Linked DNA regions of Mus musculus: region 1 is linked to region 2. The links are chromatin loops, found by intact Hi-C in ENCODE. Cell type or tissue: left cerebral cortex. All regions are shown on one strand.

Region 1 (8,000 bases), 300 kb before region 2:
AGCCTTGAGTCCTACTATCTTGTGAGCAGAAACAGAAGAAAACCAAAAGCAAACACACACACACACACACACACACACACACACACACACACACACACACACACACACACCTACCTCGATCATTTTCCCCCGAGTCTACATGGTTCTTGGTACAAGCTAATCCAGTTTTCTTCCCTCCTTTTATATACATTAAAAATCAGTATTTTTCCATATGTCTATTTAGAGTGCAAAGGCTAAGAAGTCAACACTTTCAATTTGTGGATACATGAGATACTGAGACGCACAGGACCCATCATGCCTATTCACTTTGTATCGTCAAAGAGCCACTCACTTAAAAACAAACAAACAAAACATTAAAAAATAAAAGAGATCCCATTTTAACTATGGTGCTGGGAACATCGGATGCTCTCCCAGTGCCAGGACACAATATCCAAAAAACTCACAAGAGAATGAAAGTTAGGAAAACTCTCGAACTATGAATCACCATTCCCAATACTGAAACACTTTACTTCTTACTTTTTCTTGAAGCCAAATGTTTAAAGGGAAGAAAACAGAAACCCAACCAGTGAAAAGAAGAGGCGGGTGTGCTGGATGGAGGAGACAGGGAACCACCCACACCCAGTGTGGCCTACACTGGCCGAGTTGTGAGCAGAAGACAGATGCTAATTTCACACTTTATCTGTCCAGGATGACCATCTGAACGTCAACCGCAGAAATCACGGTCTCCTCAGTTCTACAAAATAGCCGGAGTTGAATGAACTAAACGCATCAGTGTCCTGCCGTCAGTCTGGAGGAGACCCACAGCTACTGCTGACCTACTGCGCTCATCCTGCACCTGAGATAGGGACCTCGTTAACTTTGTTTTCCAATCTGCTTTTCTCCAATTCTTATAATCTCTACTCCTTGCTCAGGGTTTTGTATGTCATGGATATGAAATGAAGTTAGTAATGAAGTTGTCTAAATAGACACAATTTGGTGAATAATGATTCAGAGATGAGGTCACACTGGCCTGGGATCTCTTGATCATCCTATTAAGTGTTGGCAGAACGTAGGTCATAGGCTTCAGTCTCACTTGCAAAGCCTGAGGGGATATACTATAAGAACGATGTTCTCAAGGAAGAAGACCACCACCACAGCTCACATGCAAATCAATCAAAGCCATTCCTGTCCCTGCCTACAAACCAGACAAAAGTATTAAAATGGATTCAGTTAACTCAGTTACTCCATTTCCCACCATAACTTCCAGCCCGGATGTGCGAAGCGTTGTGTCATCAAAAGAAGGTCCAGGCATGCGACAGGAGCGCAGGATGTTCTCGGATGAACGCATCACACAACGGAAGCCTTTGCTTCTGCTGTGCGGTTCGGGTTATTTCTTGCATATTGCTTTACAACTGATTGTTGGTGTGTCTTGTGTTATACCTTCACATAGCCAGAAACTACAGCTCATGTTTCCTTGGCATTTCCCAGCAGTTTTTGACAGAGAGCTTGTTGTATAACAAATTCAAGACAGTGTCTGGGGAAACTAGCTGACTTGAGTTTTCTATGTTACTCATCATCGAATAGGTAATTGTTTTTCTGTGTATTATTCTGTGAGCATATAGCTGAGAACATATAAACCCAGGGTTTGGTGAGAGTAAAACAGAACAGAGATGGAATTTTCCAGCCGAGAGGCTTCAGAAAGCACCTTGCTCCTAAGTTGCCTTCCCTGAGTGGCGCCCAGAGCCCTCCTCCCCCCACCCCCACCCCCACCCACATACAGAGCCGGAACCGCCCACATCTCTGTCAGTTCGGGTCTGCCTTTAACAGTTTCTACATTTCAAACATCTTAAGCACAGAGTCTAGAAAGGACATCAGAATAACAGATTCAAAACACGTCATAAATCAAGTCATTCGGTTTTAAGTCTATTCACAGAAAAGCCAAAAAACGTGTGCTCTTAACTTACAAACCAGAGAACTTAAACTCAAGGCCACAAGGCAACTGTGGAAAGTGACCCACAATAATCTACTCTTACAGTAAAATTTTTGGAATTTAAAGAAAAAGAAATCCAGACACCCAGAAAGGAAAACAAAAACCAACCAAACACCAGGTCACTCTGAAGAAAAGAAATGAGACCAAATAAATAACTACAAGTAAAATTTAAGGACAAACTTACAACCACACAGCCATGATTCAGTACTGTCACCATAACCCTTCCGAGAAGCAGACAACAGAACGAGCTTCCAAATATGGAAAGGAAGAGCTAACACCTGAGAGCGACCTTGAAGGGCTGGAGTGTGCCAGTGTCCTGAGGTCATATGTACTCCCTAGAAGGACAGTATACACCACTGCTCCTGCTGACAATGCCCGCACGTGAATTACAGGAAAAACAGTCGGCTTGTTCCCTGTTCAGACGTATTTACTTGGAAGTAAAAGGACATTTCAAGTCACATGATAAAGGGTGAAGGAACAGAAACGGTGTCTAATTTCCTTCCTGCTCATATCACACAATCGATACGAAAGAAAGGAGGGTGTTTATAAAAAATACCCTGGAGAGCCAAATCAGACGTTTCCCCAAATCCCCCCCAAAAGACAGGACCAACTCACTAGTTCATATGAAAGTGAAACTGAGGTAGGACTTTCACAAACCTGCCTGCCTGCGGCCTGTGGGGTAAAGGGGTTCTCAGAGGAAAGCAAACCCAGGGGCCAGCATCAGGCTCAGCCTCAGGTTCTCCCACCTCTAAGCCCTCCTTCTAGAAGACACTAAAGAGACTGTCTCCAGGAAAGCCAGGGAATCTTCATGGAAAACCAGTAAAGAACAAAATAAATAGCAAGCTTAAACAAAATGATAAAAGGTTTTGTTTTGGCTTTTTTTTTTTTTTTTGGTTAATTGCAGCATCATGGAGGATTGCAAACGTAAATACCACTGTGAGCTTCATCATCTAATCAATGCCACAAATACTTGTGAGGCCACATGTGGTCTTCTCCAAGTGCGGGGCTCTCAAGGTTGAATATATATCAGATACACATTGGCTGACGTCTAGGCTGAATACACTCAAGTGTCCGCCTGCTGTAACACATAATTAATGGAAACAATGACAGGTCCTAACCCAAGGTGACACCAGTAGGTGCTACTAAAAATAACACATCTTATTAGTGCCATATGAGCACAGGCACAAAACAGCAGCTCATTAAAATGCCTAAGATGAGAGTGAGTGCCAAGGAAAGCATTCTGTCACAGGAATGAAATTAACGCTGCCTATAAAAGTAACTAAAAAGCCACAAGAATGTTCTTCTCCCACCTCCCTTTTCCACTCTTATGTTTTATATGAAAATAGCTTTCATCTTTCGATGCAGGAAAGAATTGGTGGTGGCTGGCATCAAACACACTGAAATCAACACAAGTGTAATTATCAGCATACTTTCAAGTGTTTTCAAAATACATGCTGGTTGAGATTGTCTCAATTTAGAAATGTGCGCTTTGTGCTGGTGGTTGAGGACTAAGAATTTTAGGATACTGCCCAAAGCATTATTTTTGTAGCAGTTACTTGACTAGCTAATATTGCACCAACGTACACAGAGTGTCCGATGCAGTCTGCACTGTCTTTGTGTGGGTTGTGGCGGGCTTCAGTGGGACATTCACGTCAGCTGCTGCACATAAATCACTCAGAACTGGGCTTGACACTCGGCAAGTGTCAGCTATGGGTGCATTAATGGTTCCACTCAGAGAGGCTGTGAGGAGGTGCGTGGGGACGAGCGGGTGACTGTTGTTAGGAGTAAGTGCTGAGGGCAGCCGGTCATGGTCTTAATTTTTCCTGTTAGACCAGTTTAAAGCTGGCAGGGATTTCAGAACACACAGAGATGTCAGAATCTCTTCTGGTTTTAAGTTGTAGACTCTTAAAAAGAATCAGTCTAGGGAACAGATGAAAATTTAATGGTATAACATTACACAAACCAGACTGTCTTCCTGAGGCTACAAAATATAGCAATTTTCTCTTGGTCCAGCTTAAAGAGAGCAAAAATGTCAAGATCTTGCATGATTTGATCTGACATGAGATTTGGATATAGAATGTTCAATATTGTATTTGTTAAAGATTTATTATAAATACAAGGGTAGGAAGAGGTATAGAAACAAGGCCCAGGTACACAGGATTACTTAAGCATCTAAGCAATACAGTAAACTGCATACAGACACACAGACACACACACACACAACCCTCCCCGGCTTGGTTGCTTCATAACAACTTTCATTAATTACTCTGCACCCATCACTCACATAAGTCCTTTTCCAAAGGCAAGGCCCAGGACACAAAGACACTCTCTGAGGAGGTGAAGGGCGGCTGGTAATTCATTAGAACCCATAAAGCTTTTCTATGGAAATCAAGAATCAATGAAGCTATTGTATGAGACCATAGCTCGGCAAGTGTGGACTAGTTATGGATTCTCACAAAGCAACAGTACTCTTAAAAGAGGCAAGGGCACCATGCCTAGGAAACTCCAGGGGAGCCTTGCCTCAGGTATAAGGGCAGCCACCCATACCCACCAGGTTGCTGGGTGCAGGGAGTGGCTACCAGTAACTGTGGGCACTTGGCTGCATGCTCCCAGCTCTCAAGGGTTGCTTTTACTACTGGCTTGTGCATCCAGGGCTACAAGTGATTGAAGTCTATCAGCCGCCACTGGCTGCTGTGAGTCCAGTAAAGAGTTAAGTAACTTTAAAACAAAACAAAAATCTTAAATACTGGTTTCCAGAATTACAACAGAATATAAAAGACTTATGTCACAAAAGACAAACACTGTGACAAACTATTTCAAGCCTAAATCACCTACCTTTAACATTCTGGGTGCGCTCGCGCTCGCTCGCTTTCTCTCTCTCCCTTTCTCTCTCTCTCTCTCTCTCTCTCTCTCTCTCTCTCTCTCACACACACACACACACACACACACACACACACACACACACACACACACGGCAGAAGTGTAGCAAGTGCACACTGCGTCTCAAAGGCGTAAACAGAATGTAGACCTCCCTGAATTCACAGACTTAAAAGTCACGGTGCATTCTCACCCCAACAGAGATCACCACTGCTTTTGTGGCTCCAAGTCAAGTGTGTAATAAGAAAGGTGTTGTAAAAACAGATTAAATTGCTCCAAACTTTAGCATTTTATCAGAAGGAGAAGAGACAGAGCTGACTACTTGCCGCTATGGGCCATGAACAGCTCGGGCCATGTGCCTCACTCCCCTGTTCAGTCTTTATATTTAACCTGGACACATCACTATGAGTTTAAGAAAATTGTAAGCTCCAAATTGTGACAGAAGTCAACAGTGTCGGCTCTCGGTGACACTATGACTCACAAAGGCTGGTTCACCACCCTCTGGACCTTTGCTTCAGATACACCAGACACAGAGGATGGCTTGTGAGTCACCCCAGTGGCTGGAAAGCCAGCCTATGAATACTTCTGATCTCAGCATGCACACAAAGGCTAAAATGGAAATGGCAAAGGGGGTTTTCTCTAAGTTATTAAATGTGCAGTAATCAAGAAGTCGGAGTCTTTTGAATCTTACAATAGAGAGTTTTCTTTAAACTCCAAGTGCATTGTCTTTAAAATATACCATTGCATAAGGTGCTATTGTGTTATATATTTTAGTTCTTAGAATAATGAAGTTATCTAAACTCTATTTTCATGTACATACCTTAAAATATTAATTCTTACTGTATAATAGTGATACACAATTTATGTTTAAAAGTTAATGTGTTCTTCCAAAGTCAATAATAGATCATGTAGCAAAAGCTATTACAGTTAACACGCGTGCGCGCGCGCACACACATACACACATACACACATACACACACACACATACACACACACTCTTTTCACTGTTGGAATCACAGCTCTAGCCAGCCCCACAGAGCTAGCCCAGGACTGTAGTCTGTGTGCTATGCACATTCTCGTTTTTTTGTAGCCAAATTTACTCAGACTAAATAACAAGCATTTGAAATAACAGAGAAAGGAAGAACATCAGAGTGGGTGGGAAACAATTCAGGAGCAGGAGAGAGGACACGGGCTTGAGGTAATCTGGTTACAGCCGTGGCAGAGATAGGAAGCTAGGACAACATGGAAAGGGATGTCAAGGGACATCCTGTGGAGATGTAAAAGGGAGAATGAAGAATGATGGTCCTTCAGATGGGTACATAAAGTCCTTAAAGATGGCTTCCTGATAACAGGAATGGCCAGAGAGAGACAGGACATGAGGCCAGGGCAGTTAGGAAAGCACTCCAGTCACTCACAGGGTGAGGTGGCAAAGTCACTCAGCTTGTTCCATTTGCTTCTTCACAGCTCAGACTTCACTGCACTGCTTTTCTGGCTCAAACTCTCAGCTAATATTTCAAGCTCCATCAGACTATGCCCATCATTTAGTGCCTGAGATGATTTCTTTAAGGGTAAAACAAAATGTTTCCCATAAAATGGCATTCTTTCCACACAGCTCGGATCCTGGCCTGCTGCCTGCCGTGGCTGTTTTCCTTTCTCAAGTTATCCCAACAGTTCTGTTTTTACCAGGCAGTAAGAGCCGCCTCCACCCATGGAAGGAAAACGTTGCAGTCCTAGCATAGTTAGTACCGGCCACTTAGCTGAAGTCACTCGGATCTAGTCCACAGACCATTCGGCCAGATCCACCTAGCCCAGTCCAGTTTGGTCTGATCTGGGTTGACTTCTGAGAGCCTCAAGTGGGGGACATTTGAGGAATGGAGGACATGGAGAGAGGACATCTGGTCATCAGGGGAGAGGGCAAGGACAAAGAAGACAAAGGGGCAGACAACAGCTAGGTCTAGAACATGCATGCCTGACATGAACACTCTTATTTCAGTCTTGCTAGACCAGTGAACGCAGACACATGCACAGTGGGGCACAGAAAGTACATGTGTTAACTTGCTTGTGGCCCAGCAGACATCTCAAATTTTGTTTTCCTTTTTATTTTATTTTGAGACAGATCTCTTTACACAGCCCTGGCTGTCCTGAAACTATGCAGACTAGACTAGCCTTAAACTCATGCCTTTGCCTCTTGAGTGCTGGGTATTAAGGTACAAGCCAGGCAACTTATCAGAATCAACAGTGAGCGACCTACTTCAAGGCCCCCCAGCAACAGGATCAAGTCCTAGCACCAGACTTGGCATGAACGCTCACCTCAGTAATCCCCTAGGTCCTGTGCCTTTCAGGTTGCACTCTAATGCCCTTGGGTCACAGATCTGACTGCTCACCTGGTCCTGCACAGTGCCTGCCTTCCTTGTCAGACTCTTCTCCCAGGTGTGACAGGGAAAGTGCCTGTTGGGCTAGCCGGGGGGGAAAAGAGGTGGGGATACCACACAAACACATATCTCTGGGCACACCAGATGTCCTTGCACTCCTAGAAGGGAAGGCCATCCAATTCAGCTTCAAGTTCTTTAAAACCACTACCCACATTGTCTAGGAACAAAGTCAGAGGTGGTTTTTCCAGTGGGCCTATCTGGGCACAATGAAGGGATGGTTGGGGGAGAGCTTCCACTGTACTGGAAGATGGAGGCCTCCATTGTTTTTGCCTCCCCAATTCTTAGAGACAGTTACTGCTTCAGATTTTGGTAGTGGAATTACCAAGTACTCGATAATGCCTCCTATTTCCATGTGTGGATGATCTTATTTCTTGCTTAATAATTATACCTACAAACATTTGTTCAAGTGCTAGGCATACCATGTTTTCATTCTTTAGCTATTTTATGATCTCATTCATTAGTCACAAACCTTTTAAAGCCACCTAAATTGTGAGAGAACAACAATCACAACCTGCCATAGCATCTAAGGTATGGCTCCAAAGCCGTAAGTTTAAGAGTTGGTTTCTTATCACTGTTAACTTAGTTGACACACACACAGCTTGCTCTATACAAGGCTGGGAGGGAGAGCACTCTCACATAATTTGAGCCCCTTGCATGTCTCCAGCAATATGCCTAGCTAGTTCTTTTGCCTGGTCTCTTCTGAGTGGCCCTGAGTGCCCTCA
Region 2 (8,000 bases):
GAGTCACTTTCCTCAGTATTTTGTCACAATAAGGAGAGAGTAACTAGGACACTCTTCTCTTGCTACATTTTGTAAAAGATACATTATTTCCTGTTTAGTTGCCACATAATAGTTGTACCTATTTCCATAATACAATATGTTTTTTTTTTCATTTTTTTTCTATTTTTGAGATTATCATACAATTCCATCATTTACCCCTTCCCTTTCCTCCCTGCAAGCCCTCCATTATACTTCTCCATGTACTCTTTCAAACCCACGGCCTCTTTCTCTTTTACTAATGGTTATTGTTTGCATATATGTCTATACCTATCTGTTCCTAGATATAACCTGCTCAATCTGTATAGTGTTACTTGTATGTATGTTTTCAGGGCTGACCATTTGGTATTAGATACCCAGTTGGTGTGCTCTTCCTTGGGGAAGACTGTCTTTCTCATGCTCAGCATTACTTAGTTGCCTACAGTTCTTTGTGTAGAGTTGAGGCTTCCTGGCTTTCTCCCCTCCACTTTAACATGTCTATTGTTACTATCCCAGTAGGGTGGTTATACATATATGAACATGGCTGAGCAAGTATCTGTGGCCTAGGCTATTGAGTTTTTGGGGGTATATGCTGAGATATATGCTGCTAGCATATACCCAAAGAACTTTTGAATTCTCCACACTGGTTTCCAGGGTGACTGCATCCGTTTGTAATTCCACAAAAAGTGTATGAGGGTTCCCCTTTCTCCACACTCTCCCCAGTCAGCATTTGCCATCAACTGTTTCTTGCTCTCAGCAATTCTGCCTTGGGGAAGACGAAATCTCAACATAGCTTTAATATGAATTTCTAGAGTTGCTAAGGATGTTATGTTGAACACCTCGAAAGATATTTTTAGTCATTTTTAGAACTCTTCTCTCAGGGCCATAACCCATCTTTTGATTAGGTTGGTTGTTGGGGTTTGAATGAAAAATGTTCCCTGTAGATTCATGTATTTGACCTGGCAGGTAGTGCTTTTTGGTGAGGTCATGGAATGTCCAAGCTAATGCAGGACAATTACTAATTCAGAGTCAATATGGATAGTATAATGAGATAGTATTTCTAAGCTCCCTTCCCACCAAATTAAGTAGAATATAATTGTCCTTAGTCTTAAGAGGGGGTTAACTCTAATACCTTCCTGAGGACACTAAAGCCTATAGAGTTCCGTCTCATATACAAAGTGGGGTGCATTTTGTGCATAACCTCTGCACACACCTTACAATTTAAACCATCTCCAGATGACTTATAATACTTGACATGGCTCAAGTTCTATATAAATACTAGTTGTACTGCTCAGAGAACAGCAGCAAATTAATATGACTGTCCATTTCAGCATGCATGCAATTTTTTTTCTAAAATTTTCAGTTCATAGCTGATTGATCCATGAATGCAGAACTCAGAGATATGGAGGTCTGCTCTCAACTATATTATATTTGGAAGGATAATCAAAGACCGGATAATTCTCATCTAACTGATAAACAGTGGGAGCTGAAGGAAGAGCTGGAAGAGAGCCAAATAGACACCAACACTTTTCTTACCAGAGTTGGTAAATAGTCCAAAGTTTGGGCGAGCAGTGATTCAGTGGTTAAGGGTACTTGCTGTTCTAGCAGTAGCCTGGGTTTGGTTCCCATCACCCGTGCTCGCAACCACTTATAACTCTAAGTCCAGGGGATGTGGAGCTCTCTTAGAGTCTCAGTGGACACCCATATGTGTGTGATATACATAAACTCATGGAGCCCCACACAAATACACATACACCTATTTTTTAAAAAACTCTAAAGTTAAATCAAAGAATTGAGAAATAAACTTGGAAATATGATACAAACCACCAGAAGAAGTAAGTACCCAAATCTTATTTTTACTGATTGGGGTGATTTGAATATGCTTGGCCCAGGGAGTGGCACTATTAGGATGTGTGGCCTTGATGGAGTAAGTATGGCTTTGTTGGAGGAAGTGTGTCACTGTGGGGGTGGGCAATGAGACCCTCCTCCTAACCACATGGGAGTCAGTCTTCTGACTGCCTTCGGGTCAGGATGCAGAACTCGTGGCTTTTTCTCCACAAGCGTGCCTGTCTGGGTGCTGCCATGCTTCAAGCCATATGGATAATGGATTCAACCTCAGAACCAGTAACCAGCCCCTGTTAAATGTTGTCTTTATAAGAGTTGCCTGAGTTATAGTGTCTGTTCACAATAGCAAAACTCTAAGTAAGACGCTGTTTAGAACGGAGTGGGGGGAGTGGTCAGCTGAAGACACTGATTCCAGCAGGAGCTGCAGAACCTTGCTTGCTGTTGTGTGCACAGGGACTGTAATGAAAAAGAGACATAAAACTTGGCATCATGGTGTTCCATAATCCCAGTTCTCAGGAGGTGAAGATGAGAGGACTATGAGTTTGAGTCCAGCCTAGAAATAGAGTAAAATAATAAATAATAAATAAATAATAAATAATAAACAAATGAGTTATTAAAGTACTTCTTTAAAAAGCATGAGGACCCGAGTTCAATCCTCAGCACCTATGTAAAAATCTGTGGAGGCAGAGAAAGGCGGGCCCTAGGGCTTAAGGGGCAACCTAGGGAGTATAAGGGCTTGAGGGCCAGCATAATTGACAATGTCCAGGTCCCAGTGTGATAGCCTGTCTCAGGAAACAAAGGAGATGGCACCTAGGAATGATACCCAAGGTTGGCCTCTTGCCTCCACCCACACATTCACACACACTTGTTCTCCTGTAAGGACACACCTGCACATCAACACTCAGCTGCACACCCCCTCACGCACACTCCAACGTAAAGATGGTGCTACTGAAATACAAAGATATGTTCAGACTCTTTAGGAAAAGCAATCCACGTTCTCAACATGAATGGTTCTGTGAGCTTTCAGAAAGTCAAGTTAGAATTGTTCATACTCATTTTGTGTTTCAAATACTTTAGAAACTACTCCGGAAAAACTCAAACTACCAAAACAAATACTTTAGAAGGGGGAGGTATGGGAAAGGAAGAGGAAAATCAGGTCCAAGCCCACATCCTTAATCCCGGCCTTTCAGAGACCCCCTCCCTGTCCTCCTGGCTTCCTGTGGTTCCCAGCCTTGACCCCTCTTACCTAAAGCTCATTTATCTCACTATAAACGACTCACCATTTTTCACTTCATGTCACTTTGCATCTGTATCGGGTCTTTTCAGACACTGTAATGTTATCTCGGTATAATGCACGCCAGTTGCTGCATTTCAGAATGGGATGCCATTTACTTGGGTAATGAGGGAGGGTGCTGCTTTCACTGAAAGCCGGAGGCTTTGGTCTTAGTATCAATAACACTCCTCCATCTCAGAGGAGAGCACTTAGCATAGCACACTCACAGAGCAGTTGCTGCCCGTGCACAGATAAACTCAAGCTGGGAGTGGGTGACCTGCTTTGCTTTCTTTCTGTTTCTGGTATGAACTTGTATTTTCCTTTCCAGACAAGAGGCATTAGGGTTCAGCCTGTTACCGTGAACTGCAAGCTTTCGGAGTATACAGAGGACCCTTGTAGGGTTAGAGAGTCACATTAAGCGCAGATGTACTTTATAACGGACTGACTCCAGCCCCGTTTGCCTTTTGGGGAACTTGGTATATTCCCTCCATCAAGCCTTTCTCATTGGCGGATTTCTTCCAGTCCATCCGGTTTCACACAATCCCAGAACTACATTCATTTGCTAGGGCACTGGTACACGGGCAGAGGGTCAAGTGGTCGGGCGCGTGGACCAAGTTGAGCCTCCTGTGTTGGAAGCCCGGTGGGGAACACCTGGTATCGTACCCCCTCTCATCCAGAAAGGGATCAACATAGACTAAGCCCTCACAGTTGCATCTGCGGTGTTGAACTGTAAATGACAAGGACAGTTTGTGACTCCTCCGAAGGAAGCCAAGCATCTGGAAGGCTGCTTGGACCTGCTCCTCATTTATGCCAGATAGTTTTGTAGTTAACACTGGGTTCCGGTCTGCAGCAACTGGAGCCGCACAGGGGGGGAAATACGTACTTCTATAGAGAATGACGTATGTAGCTGCTTTCTCCCCCTTTAAGTCATGTCAAAATCTGCTTTTGTGGCAACTGAAAGCTAATAGTTAAACACACACACACACACACAAAGACAGTCCACCTCCAAACTGTTCGAGTTTTCCTCATGAATTCTGAACACCTGCTGCCTTCTCCTGGCTGGTCAGTGTAAAATGAGCTTGGGACGTGCAAATAGGACTTCTGTAAAAACACTAGCATCTCCAGGAGAAAAATTCCTTTGTTGTCAAGTTCAAGAACTCTTTCTGTTTGAGAAAATGACCCTGGGTTTTATAGACAAGATGACTGATGATTCTGAAACAGAAAAGCTGGAACCTGTGCACCGTTAACAGGAAGCTGAGAAAGTGGCTGACTGGATAGTTTGCTCTTCTTTGGTCAGAGGAAAGTGCCCTAACTTTCACATAAACCTACCTTTGTAATTATTTTGGAGTTTTATTTCCACTAGTGGATATTTGTTCCTTGACCACCCAAGAGTTCTTCTCTGCTGGCAGCACTTTAAAATCCTCTCAGGAAATCTCTTTCATTCTGCAAGTTGATGTTGGGAGCTGGGGGGCAGAATTTGTCCTACCTCCTGCTCCAGAGGTAGGCTATGGTGGCCAATAAAAATCTGGATTTCCAGTCAACCTAACCAATAACCCAATGTTAGCCCTGGAGACACAAAGGGCATTTGTCAGGAAAGCATGCTTCTGCCTTCTTCCACAAGTGCAAAACCCGAGCCAAACAAAACAATATCACAAGTCATTCTTCCTCCGAAGGGGACACGTTGGGCCTGGAGTTGCTGCAGACAGGAAGGAGGAACTATGTGGTAACTGAGGATGCAGTTAAGACAGACAGCAACCAAGACCTTGGACTTCCAGCTTTCTGCATCCTTGTTTGGGCCTGCCAGATCAAGCTTTCTTTGAGGCCAGCACCTATGCAGACATTTCCATTATGTAAGCCAAGAGACTCGCTTGACTGTTTAAGCCAGGGCGAGTTGGCTTCCCTGTTGCTGATGACAAAATAGCCTTGGATAATACAAGCCCCTTGCTTCGAGCCTTTCATATCCCCCACTGTCTATAAAAACAAGTTAATGGATGTTTGTAGACTTGGTTGTAGTGCTAAGTGTCGTGGTATGTAAGTATGCCCAGTTTCACTAAGATGTATATATTAAATTTGTACAGCTTTCTTTCTGTGTCAATGATATCTCAATAAATGTTTTTTTTAATAATTAAAAAAAAAAGTTTAAAACCTTTAGCTTAGCATCCAAGACAATACAAGACTGGTACAACGCCAATCTATTCTAGCCAAACTAATCTCATTTTACTTCACAGAATCTTGTTCTTTTCTGGGTATTATCCCTCCTTCAAGGTTACTGTCCTTAAACATCACACACACACAGAGAGAGAGAGAGAGAGAGAGAGAGAGAGAGAGAGAGACTGTTTAAATATATTACATACATGTATAAAATGTTGTAATTGACCTTATTATGTATACTCGATTTTTTTAATTAATTATTCTTCTCTCATACAATACATCCCAACTCCAGCTTCCCCTCCCTCCACCCCTCCCAGTCCCCTCCCCACTTCTCCTCTCCCCCAGATCCACCCCATCCATCTCCCTCCCCCATCCCCACCCCCAGGAAAGAGCATGCCTCCCAGGGATGTCACTGAATAGAGCACGAGATACAATAAGATCTGGAACAAACCTTCACAGTAAGGCTGGGCAAGGCAACCCAGTAGGAGGAAAGGGGTCCCAAAAGCAGGCAAAAGAGTCAGAGACTCCCCGATACTCATTGTCAGGAGTTCCCAAAAGTAAAAAACAAAACAAAACAAACAAACAAACAAAACTGGATGGAGCTTGGGAACTCTTATGGAAGAATAGGAGAAAGGACTATAGCTCCTAGGGGATAGGAACTCCACAGGAAGACCAACAGAAGCAACTAACCTGGACCCTTGGGGCTCTCAGAGTCTGAACCACCAACCAAAGAACATACATGGGCAAGACCTAGGCCTCCCTGCACATATGTAGCAGCTGTGCAGCTTAGTCCTCATATGGGTCCTGAAGAACTGGAGCAGGGGCTATCCCAAAAGCTGTTGCCTGTATCTGGGATATGTTCTTCTAGCTGGGCTGCCTTGTCTGGCCTCAGTGGGAGAGGAAGTGCCTAGCCTCATAGAGAATTGAAGTGCCAGAGTGGGGGGATGTTCAGGGGGGGGCCTCCCCTGCTCAGAAGACAAGGGAGTGGAGGATGGGGGCAGAATTGTGGGAGGGGTGACTAGGAGGGGTCAGTGAGTAGGATGTAAAGCGAATAAGTAAAAAATAAATAAATAAAGACAAACAAACAAACAAAAATTAACCATCATTAATTAGTCAAATTTTGTTAGTGGACTATATCTCTTAACCCCTCAAATCCCAGTGCCCATGGAAACAGATGAAGTAAGCATATTTAATGAATACATCGTTACTTTGAAAGCACACTAGGGGTTTCTTAGTCATAAATGTATATTAAATGGTCATAAAATATAAACTGGTGATTCAAAAGCCGCCTGGACCGGGTAAGTCGGCCAAGTAGGTGTGCAGTTTGACAACCCTAGTGCCCTATATTGACGTCCATATTCTATATTGACGGCTAGGAATGATGGCTGGCCACTCAGAAGGCACCCAGATCAAACCGTCTGCAGAATGCCTGTGTGTATGGTGCTGGCAAGGCATCTTCTCCCACCCACCTTCTCCTCCCCTTCTTGAGGTCCGTTTACAAAGTGAAGAACCCCTCCCCACGCCCCCATGTTCTGCATGGCCTCCGCAGAGGTTTTTTTTTTTTTTTTAAACTCCTTAAAGCTTTACGGCACTCTGTGGTCTATTACCTTTGCATTCTTTCGTGATCTATACTGCGGTGGAAACAGGCTGTCCTTCACATTTCATAGCCCGGGTGTTTAATGACATCACTCTGTGAGACGAAGGCAAAGCCATAAGAAAAATCCAATTTGGCCCACTCTAGCCCCAGTTGCCTTAATTAGTCTCCATTTTTAATGCAATGAAAGGAATAAACCTCAAGACGGCCGGCCAGGAAAATTATAAGCTTTCAGGTACACTGGGTTACAGTCATTTTTTTTTTCCTGCAAATGTCATTAAGCCACTGATTTACTCTCTATCTTCAGAACACAGATGACAAGGAGAAAAACAAGAGACTCACATAAATTTTTAAAAAGGCATTAAATTACACTCTCCGGTACCATCCCCTGTCTTGACATCCTCTTTCCAGGCAGCGTCTGCTCTTCCTTTCTTTGTGTTCTGCCCGACCCTCACCGCGAGCCTTTTGGGTTTGTTTTTTTGTTTGTTTGTTTGTTTGTTTGTTTGTAAAACACAGCCATGTAACATGGCACCAGTCCAGCCCCACACCGTACCACGAGGCTGCATCATCTACATTACATTCTTCCCAAGTCACTTTTAAGGGAAGAGGCGTTTGGAAAACCATACAGTTAGGGCCATTTTTCAGCGAGTAGGCTTTGTTCTTCCTAGCAAACAGATGCTTCTAGAGGAGCCAAGTCTCCATTTGGTGTGCCCAAGTAGGAGTGTGATATTTGCACAGAGAGAAATGCTGGATTCCTAGAACACCAAGAAGCAATTCAAGACTTTTCTTACAAGTCAGTAGACTTTATATAGATCATTTGCATATTCATGAGCACATATATTTATTGAGTATGATCTGAGCATTTCAAAAAAGAACATCTACCATCAGCTTTACCTTTTCTGTGAGTGATACACTTTAAAAAAAAAACAACAAAAACAAAACTGAAGTTAGATTAAGGTTGAGGCATAGTTGAGAATTTTCTTTTCTGCATTAAAAACATTTAAAGGCGTGTTCACATTCTACAGCCAGGCTGGCCAGGAGTGTCACTGTACATAGTCTAGGCTGGTCTTGAACTCAGGGCCAGGTCATCCTCCATATTAATTGAGCCCCAAATTACTACTT

The links. A loop is a pair of places that touch in the nucleus more often than their neighbours do. Peaks named below come from ENCODE experiments on the same cell type or tissue, not always from the same donor. Only the 100,000 strongest peaks of a DNase experiment are listed, where the experiment ranks them.
Region 1: a loop joins it to region 2, with 2.4 times the contacts of the local background. A loop is called at or near these places in 4 of 42 quality-filtered maps.

The regions. Positions count from the first base shown.
Region 1 is chr13:63,241,112-63,249,111 of GRCm38, reverse strand. The region is part of intron 13 of Aopep (aminopeptidase O); the gene reads right to left. Among named protein-coding and RNA genes, the nearest start is that of Gm16907, 52 kb to the left of the region's middle. In left cerebral cortex, no CTCF peak of the experiment used is centred here; DNase peaks (open chromatin) are centred at 4,358, 4,535, 5,213, 6,510 and 6 more places; H3K4me3 peaks cover 5,121 bases; H3K27ac peaks cover 6,682 bases.
Region 2 is chr13:62,940,468-62,948,467 of GRCm38, reverse strand. No RefSeq gene overlaps it. Among named protein-coding and RNA genes, the nearest start is that of Aopep, 20 kb to the left of the region's middle. In left cerebral cortex, a CTCF peak has its summit at 4,187 (motif pointing left); DNase peaks (open chromatin) are centred at 6,796, 7,040, 7,565, 7,970 and 1 more place; H3K27ac peaks cover 680 bases.